3 separate regions of the Mus musculus genome follow, and all the other regions are linked to region 2. Evidence: chromatin contacts called from ENCODE Hi-C or POLR2A ChIA-PET data. All regions are on one chromosome and are shown on one strand. Each heading gives the region's core, a stretch centred on a gene start or an enhancer-like site at or near the end of the contact. The rest is flanking DNA. Distances are from core to core; before and after follow the strand shown. Region 1 has its middle 44 kb from the start of Gm26747. Region 2 holds the start of Foxc2 (forkhead box C2). Region 3 holds the start of Fbxo31 (F-box protein 31).

The links. Hi-C counts contacts between places; a loop is a spot of excess contacts on that map. ChIA-PET counts read pairs that join two places held with the same protein, here RNA polymerase II (POLR2A).
Region 1: a map of mouse trophoblast stem cell shows a loop between it and region 2 (3-fold over the local background). The contact joins the enhancer-like site here to the promoter of Foxc2 in region 2. A Hi-C loop is called at or near these places in 1 of 37 maps with a recorded cell type or tissue (mouse trophoblast stem cell). POLR2A ChIA-PET finds 5 or more read pairs at or near these places in 1 of 5 experiments (embryonic stem cell).
Region 3: a map of left cerebral cortex shows a loop between it and region 2 (4-fold over the local background). The contact joins the promoter of Fbxo31 here to the promoter of Foxc2 in region 2. A Hi-C loop is called at or near these places in 2 of 37 maps with a recorded cell type or tissue (left cerebral cortex and v-Abl transformed pro-B cells). POLR2A ChIA-PET finds 5 or more read pairs at or near these places in 2 of 5 experiments (Patski and embryonic stem cell).

The regions. Positions count from the first base shown.
Region 1 is chr8:121,373,522-121,376,468 of GRCm38, forward strand. No RefSeq gene overlaps it. Among named protein-coding and RNA genes, the nearest start is that of Gm26747, 44 kb to the right of the region's middle. Within about 2 kb of position 1,415, at least 1 of the 3 ENCODE cell types and tissues checked has a DNase peak (open chromatin) inside an H3K27ac peak, as active enhancers do.
Region 2 is chr8:121,114,830-121,117,645 of GRCm38, forward strand. Foxc2 (forkhead box C2) reads left to right here and starts at 1,342. Exons shown (of 1, transcript NM_013519.2): 1 at 1,342-2,816. The coding sequence starts at 1,786.
Region 3 is chr8:121,577,350-121,580,131 of GRCm38, forward strand. It overlaps Fbxo31 (F-box protein 31), which reads right to left and starts at 1,457. Exons shown (of 9, transcript NM_133765.4): 1 at 1,109-1,457. The coding sequence starts at 1,406. It overlaps n-TMcat17 (a tRNA gene), which reads right to left and starts at 1,952; the gene lies at 1,880-1,952.

The sequences.
Region 1 (2,947 bases), core at 165-2,664, 260 kb after region 2:
AGGGAGTCACACGTCATTAATCTCAGCACTCAGGAGGCAGATGCAGGTGGGTCTCTGTGAGTTCAAGGCCAGGCTGCTCCTCAGAGTGGGTTCCAGGACAGCCAGGGCTACACAGAGAAACCCTGTCGGGAAAAAAACAAAACAAAACAAAACAGAACAAAACAAAACAGAACCAAGCAACAACAATAAAAATATCAGGTGCCTCATGGCTCTAACTTTAAGAGTCAGGTCAACATTCTTCTCTGACAGGTATGGAAACTGAAGCTTAGTGAGATCCAGGGACAGCCCAGGTCCCTACAGAGGTTGGTGGCACACGTGCCTGGGAGCTTTAGTTGGCTGGGACAGACCATGCTCCCAGTCTCTGAGACTGATGACTGACAAATGAGTGGAGCAAAAGGCAGGGCAGTGGCATCCCTGTTCTCCAGCCAAGGGAGTCAGCAATTCCACTGGAATATGGGGCCTGGAGCTCCTGAGTCAGCACCAGGGCCAGCCTGGGACACCGGGCGACCAGTGAGATTACTCTGTGACCCCTGCTGACCCCCGAGTCCACCATGGCTGTTTTCAGACAGTGACGTCACCCTGGGAAGGGTGTGGGGTGCCTGCCTCCTTTCCCTCAGTAACAACCACAACATTTCTAATAAAAATAACCTCCAGCCTGCGAAGGTGCTGCTTTCTGAGCTTCTGCTGGGACTGTCACCTAGGCGTGACATCTCTCCAAGCCCCAGAGACAGACAACCTGGGGAGGCACGGTGCTGGGGGTATCTCATCTCCCAGGGAGTCACAGCTGAGGAAGCTGAGACACCTTTGGTGGCTTCTCCATGTCTCTCAGTAAAATATGAAGCCAGGTTGCAAACCACGGGCTAACCTAGTTAGCCAAAGGAAAGGAAAGGGAGACAAGGCCACCAGGAAGCCCCATCTTCCCTAAGGGATGCAATACCCCACTGTTCCACAGGGGGCGCTCTGCCCCCCGACAATCTCCCCTCAGCTTCTCTTCCCCTGTTATCCCTTTTACCAGATGAGCCGGAAGTATATAGTGACTAAGAAGGCTCTCAACTCCCACCGTGAGCCCAGTGTTCAAGAGCACTTGCTGCTCTTGCAGAGGACCTGGGTTATGTTTTCAGCACCCACTCGGAGGCTCGCGATCACCGGCAGCTCCAGGTCTGACGCTTGCTTCTGGACCTTGCAGTCATCCAACTGTACATGGCTTTCACACACACGTGCAAGCAGGCACAGGCATGCGTGTGCATACAGGCATATGCCCACACCAATAAATCTTTAAAAAACAAAAACAAAAAAACAGGGGACACCCCTGTGCACCCATGTCTGAGAGCCCTCCAGAGTCCTGGGCACTTTCCACAGAGCAGAGGGACTTGCTATCTCTGATGACACAGCCCCAGGGCTGGCTCCCCTTCCATTCCACTCAGCTGCTCAGCCTCAGCCTCGCCATCTGTCAGCTGACCGTCAGCAAGAGGTCTGCCAAACAGCGCAGCCCCAAGAATGCAGCGGGCTGGGGATTCCGGGCCACCAGAGCAGGGAGCTGCTTTCCCGCTGAGAAGCACATTTCCTGCTCCCAACAGGTGGAAACCTGCTGCAGCCGAGGTCAGAGCTGCTTTAATTGTATGTCTTTGTTAAGGCTGCGCCTCAAAAAAAAAAAAAAAAAAGTGTTTCTTTCCAAGTCTTCAAAAGTCAACTCTCGTGGAAGAAAAAGAAAGATTGGGGTAAATTTTCAAATACTAAATTCAAATGTAGGGTTTGCGACTCTGATTTGGAAGCCCGAGAGGTGGTGTGGGATTTGGGACATCTAGGGGAGGTAGATGACAGACAGGACCAAGCCAGAGCCTTGAAAGGGCAGATGACAGCCCACTGTGTAAAATCATCACCACCACCACCACCATCATCATCCTTGCAATCCTTCATCCAGGGAGGCCTCAGAGCCAGCCACTTAGAGACAAAGATTCCACACTTGTGTGTGTGCATGCACATGTTTGTGTGTTAGACCAGCTGGTCTAACTGAGTGAGCTCCACCACGTTTGACTTTGTATACGGGCCCTGGGGATCTGAACTCGGGTCCTCCAGGCTTGTGAAGTGAAGTGAGCTATCTTCCCCAACCCAAGAATTAACACTTCAATTGTATGGAAGAACCTTTAACCAAAATGGACCCTTCTTAAGATGCCTGGGGCAAAAACAAACAACTAAATAAACAAAAACAACAGAAGCTGACAAATGTGGAAGAAGTGAGGCTGATCCCGAGGACTGATCCCAGACAGGAAAGACTTTTGTCACAGAGGCTTGCCCCAGGGCTCTGTCCTGAGCAGTCCCACTTGGGTCTCATCCATGTCATTTTTCCAGCCCAATGTGGTCAGGATTCTTGAGGAAAAATTCCGGAATGAAGTCTGAGCTAGCCTCCACACCCCCAAATGTGGCGAGATGAAAAGAATACAGCAAGAGGAGGTGCTGATGCCCAAAACCCCATGTCTGGGCTCTATGCACCATGGGTCCTCTGTCTAGAAAATATTCCAAGCCATGCCAGCAAATCACACACAGCATTTAGCATAAACCTGGCAGAGCACTTGATTTTATAAATAAAGTTTTATTGAGACATAGCCATGCTCTTTCTTCCTGTAACGCTCACAAGGCACTTTCTGTCCTGTGAGCAGAAAGATGACCCAGGCAGGTTCTCCCTACCATCAGCCCCAGTGGCCTGGGCAGCCAGCCCAGTGCGATGACGCACTCTAGGGCCCTAGCAGAGCTAGCTGGGGGCAGGACGTGTCAGCCTGGGCCTCCTCTCTGAGAGAATGTTCCCACAGAGCTGCTGACAGCCCAGCCAAAGTGATGGGCCAGGGAGAGCAGAGAGGAAAGCCTGCAACATGTCCTCTGTTCCCACTGCCTCAGGGTCACTAGAGCTGAAACCCTGCAGTCAGCCTGGAGCCGCAGGCATTCAATCTGT
Region 2 (2,816 bases), core at 92-2,591:
ATCTCGGTGCTTCTGAGGAAGCGGACCGAGCAGGGATCCGATGACGACTGGAGATGTTGAAGGAATAAATACCAGTCCACAAATAAACAAACTGTCCCCGGGATTCCTAGAGGGAAGGAGCACGCTTGAAGGTCGGGGAACTCCGAGTCGCTGTGCGTCAAGGTTGGCATAAAATTAAAAAAAAAAAAAGTCCTTCAGTTACCAGGCCCTCTAAGGAGCCCCTGGTCCTCAGCTCACCTTATCAAAACTCAGTAAAACAAACAGCCTGAAATACAGTCAATTTACAGGATCCCAAAGATGCTGACCGCGGAGTGGGACCCACGCCGGGCCCCGGCAACAGCTAGGGAAGCGGGTCCGAGGCTACACAGTGCCGCGCTCCTTTGCGTTTCCAGTGACGAAGCCGGCGATGGAGTGCAGGCTTGGAGCTCCCCACGCCGAACGGGGACACCAGCTCCCGGGGGCTGGCTGCCTTGTCCTAACCTCCAGACAGCGCTTTCATAGGTGGGGAGAAGGGAGAGGCCGGGATGGATGGCAGGGAAAGCTAGCCCTCGTCTATGCGGGAGAGGAGACCAGGAAAGCAACAGTTGGGTTCACGCGCTTCCCTGAACCCCACGAAATTGTTTGGAGGACTCAGATGGATCACCTAAGTAGCAGCGAAGACGAAGGACCAATGGTTCCTTAGGTGTTACCTTCCCAGTTTGGCATTCCCACTAAGCCTTCCCTCCCAGCCCGACCCCGTCGTGAAGGGGAGAGGAACCGAATTCTCCAACCCGGCCTCCTTTGTGGGCTCTTCCTCAACCTGGAAGCGTCCTGTGAATTATCCATCACTGCATTCAACAGGCCCTACACGCTCAGTCCGTTTGCTCTGAACCCATTACAACTAGGCCCCGATAATTAAGAAATCTAATTATTCGCCTCTTCATCCATTAATAATAATAAAAAAAAAATCTCCAGGCTCTTTCCTACTTACAAGGTCTTGGGGGCAAATCTCTGCCCAACTTCATCAATTCGATGTTATATTTCAAACTAAACTTCTTTTTATTTTCCAAAGGAACAGGGTTTTTAATTTTTGCTCTGGACACGTGGTCTCGTTAAACAAAATGTGATAATAAAATAAAATTTTATAAGATGTAACTCATTTTTAAAAGTCCTCAAGTTAACTTGAGCTGGGGGGGGGGGAGATCTGGCTAAGAGCATCTGGGTCTTAGAGCCGACGGATTCAGGCGCTCCTCGTTTTGATTGGTGCCATCCTTCTCGCAGCTGCCAGATGATTGGTGCAAACTTCCTGGAGGGGGCGCGGCCTGAAGAAAGTAAAAACTCGCTTTGAGCCAGAAGACTTTTGAAACTTTTCCCAATCCCTAAAAGGGACTTTGCTTCTTTTTCCGGGCTCGGCCGCGCAGCCTCTCCGGACCCTAGCTCGCTGACGCTGCGGGCTGCAGTTCTCCTGGCGGGGCCCCGAGAGCCGCTGTCTCCTTTTCTAGCACTCGGAAGGGCTGGTGTCGCTCCACGGTCGCGCGTGGCGTCTGTGCCGCCAGCTCAGGGCTGCCACCCGCCAAGCCGAGAGTGCGCGGCCAGCGGGGCCGCCTGCCGTGCACCCTTCAGGATGCCGATCCGCCCGGTCGGCTGAACCCGAGCGCCGGCGTCTTCCGCGCGTGGACCGCGAGGCTGCCCCGAGTCGGGGCTGCCTGCATCGCTCCGTCCCTTCCTGCTCTCCTGCTCCGGGCCTCGCTCGCCGCGGGCCGCAGTCGGTGCGCGCAGGCGGCGACCGGGCGTCTGGGACGCAGCATGCAGGCGCGTTACTCGGTATCGGACCCCAACGCCCTGGGAGTGGTACCCTATTTGAGTGAGCAAAACTACTACCGGGCGGCCGGCAGCTACGGCGGCATGGCCAGCCCCATGGGCGTCTACTCCGGCCACCCGGAGCAGTACGGCGCCGGCATGGGCCGCTCCTACGCGCCCTACCACCACCAGCCCGCGGCGCCCAAGGACCTGGTGAAGCCGCCCTACAGCTATATAGCGCTCATCACCATGGCGATCCAGAACGCGCCAGAGAAGAAGATCACTCTGAACGGCATCTACCAGTTCATCATGGACCGTTTCCCCTTCTACCGCGAGAACAAGCAGGGCTGGCAGAACAGCATCCGCCACAACCTGTCACTCAATGAGTGCTTCGTGAAAGTGCCGCGCGACGACAAGAAGCCGGGCAAGGGCAGCTACTGGACGCTCGACCCGGACTCCTACAACATGTTCGAGAATGGCAGCTTCCTGCGGCGGCGGCGGCGCTTCAAGAAGAAGGATGTGCCCAAGGACAAGGAGGAGCGGGCCCACCTCAAGGAGCCGCCCTCGACCACGGCCAAGGGCGCTCCGACAGGGACCCCGGTAGCTGACGGGCCCAAGGAGGCCGAGAAGAAAGTCGTGGTTAAGAGCGAGGCGGCGTCCCCCGCGCTGCCGGTCATCACCAAGGTGGAGACGCTGAGCCCCGAGGGAGCGCTGCAGGCCAGTCCGCGCAGCGCATCCTCCACGCCCGCAGGTTCCCCAGACGGCTCGCTGCCGGAGCACCACGCCGCGGCGCCTAACGGGCTGCCCGGCTTCAGCGTGGAGACCATCATGACGCTGCGCACGTCGCCTCCGGGCGGCGATCTGAGCCCAGCGGCCGCGCGCGCCGGCCTGGTGGTGCCACCGCTGGCACTGCCATACGCCGCAGCGCCACCCGCCGCTTACACGCAGCCGTGCGCGCAGGGCCTGGAGGCTGCGGGCTCCGCGGGCTACCAGTGCAGTATGCGGGCTATGAGTCTGTACACCGGGGCCGAGCGGCC
Region 3 (2,782 bases), core at 207-2,706, 460 kb after region 2:
ACAAAATAACTGTATGGCTGGGGGTCACCACAGCATGAGGTGTATTAAAGGGTTGTGGCAATAGGAAGGTTGAGGACCACTGCCAGAGAAGAAACAGATGTCCTCTAACCTCCAAAGACATGCATGCCCCTCTCTCTCTCTCTCTCTCTCTCTCTCTCTCTCTCACACACACACACAATAACAATAAACAGAGTAACAGAGTAATTTGTAAAAAAGAAAGAACAGTGCTCAGACAGAAGCTGAAAACAAACATCACCCATCCTGTGCGACTAAAGGTTACTACTGAGGATCTTATACAAGAAAACAAGACAAAAGACAAACAGGACGTTACATTGGGCCAACAGACATACCAGTCATGTTCAGGACTGAAGGCTTTGCATACTTATTATAAAAGCCCCTACCCAAGTCACAATCCCACTCAGACGTGGGGTAAGATTACCCCAACTTCCCACAGTGCGAAGGTAAGGGGAGACAAGCCAGAACCCTGATGTCAACCGTGAAATTACACAAGAACCCTGCAGCAGGGAGGACCTGGGGAAACCGCTTCCTCACACAGCCTGCCATCCCACAATCCCACTTGGAGAAGTGCAGGCTCACGAAGATGAACCACCCCAGAGGTTTTCACAAGATAGATGTAAATCCCCTGCATTTCTACAAAATGCACAAAGCAGTCTCCGGCGTGCTGTGGCCAGAAGACAGAAAAGGCTGAAGCCCACACACAGTCAGAGCACTAGCCTGTGTGACATGCAGGCAGTGGAATCCCTGATGTTCCCTTCACGGAACAGCAAGCCTCCAGGACACACACACACACACACACACACACACCAACAAGCCATTCAGGCTGAGTACCGTGATGTATGTACACGGACGTAAGGCCTTCAAATGGGACTGTGGCCGCTTTGCGTCCTCATTATTCCTGCACCGGGAGGGTGGGCTGTAGGTTTGGTTTAGGGGGACGGGGTCTGACATTTTTAAAAACAGGATCTCACTCTGCAGCCCTGGCCTGCTAGCTGTCTGGTTTTCTCACTCTGCAGCAGGCCTGGTTTGGAACTCCACACCATGCTCCTGCCTCGGCCAAGTGTCCGTACTAGGGGATGCACCCGCTCACCCTCGCGGCAGCGCCGTCTCCAGATGGTGTCCGTGTGCAAGATTCGGCGGAACCTGCTGCAGACCTGAGCCAGGCTGGGCAGGTCGGTGCCGGGCAGCGACGCGAAGATCTCCACGAGCAGCTCAGGCGGGAGCTCCAGCAGAGAGCAACGCGCCGGCCCCGCCTCGATGCGCTCCTCCTCGGGGTCCGTGTCCGCCTCACTGTCCGCCGCCGCAGTCTCGGCCGGGCCGCGGCGCTGCTGGCGGCGGCGGCACCCACGCGCGGGGCCCACGCCGCAGAGCCGAGCACACACCGCCATGCCCGTCACCACCGCGGAGGCGCGCACGCGGACGCGCACGCACAGCGCTCTGCGCAGGCGGCCAGGCAGCCGTAGTCCCGCTTGCAGGCTCCTCAAGCTCCACCCCAAGCGTGACCACGCCCTCCGACCCCAACCCCTCACACGCCCCCATGAAGACTCGCCCCGCCCCTAGACGCTCCCACCCTTCCAAGCCCCACCCAGACGCTTCGCCCCGCCCCTTGAGCAGTAGGCCCCGCCCTACGTGTTAGGTCCACGCCCTTGTATGGAGCCACACCCTATTTCCAGGCTCCGCCCCCAAAACGTTTGGCTAGAAACTTAGGACGCCCAGCTGCTCACTAAAAGAGGGTCGCCGGGTTCAGCTCCGGAAAGCCCCGCTCCTAGCATGACCACACCCCTCCCACAAGTCCCACCTCTGACCCCGTTTACAGGGTAGAACGAAGGGGTTTTACCTTAAGCAAGAAAACAATGCAGGATGCCCCGTGTGAGGATCGAACTCACGACCTTCAGATTATGAGACTGACGCGCTACCTACTGCGCTAACGAGGCTCCTTAGCAGCAAGCTCGCTGCCAGGGCCTTTGCACAGGTGGTGGCCTCGCCATGAACAAAATCTGGCAAGGGAAACCATAAACCAAAGCTACCGTCGCCTAGCAACACTACATCTAAACTAACTTGCCAAGATTACCTTGGTTGCAAAAGGAAAGGTCTGGTGCTCAGTGAGGTGGGAGTTCCTGGTGTCCCCAAACCTGCTCTCCAGCTCACATTGCCCCGCGCAGCACAAGGCGTCTAGAAACTTCCCTCTCAGGAAAAGAGTAGTCTGGGGTATCCTCCGCAGCTCTGCCCTTAATGACCCTATATAACAATATCGCCTATTTTTTATTATTAAAATTAACCGTTTGCGTGGCGGTCTCTCATCCCAACTTGGGGCTAGGGGATCAAGGCAGGAGGATCAGAATTACAAGGTCACTCTTGGCTACTTAGTGACTTTACGGCCAGCCTGGGCTACGTGAGACCCTGTGCCTCCTAGCAGTCCGCTCAGTAAATTATCCCAACAAGCAAACAGATATTACCTAATGCATTCGTTGATTGATTAACAATAGCATTAAGCAAAGGCTCCACTTGGTGGCCTGTAATCCTAGACCTTAGGGAGATGAGTCAGGAGGGTGGGGACTTTTCAGGACAACCTGAGCTATGCGGCAAGATTTCATGTAAAAAACAAAACAAAACAAAACAAAAAAGACTTAAATTACCTGATAATATTAACATCGTGTAAAAGTGTAGCTGAGCACACGCTGCCTCTTGTCCCCGTGTGTTAATGCCCACGGGGGAGGGTAAGCTCTTTGTGGGCATGTGGCTGAGACCCTAGACTGTCTGCTCC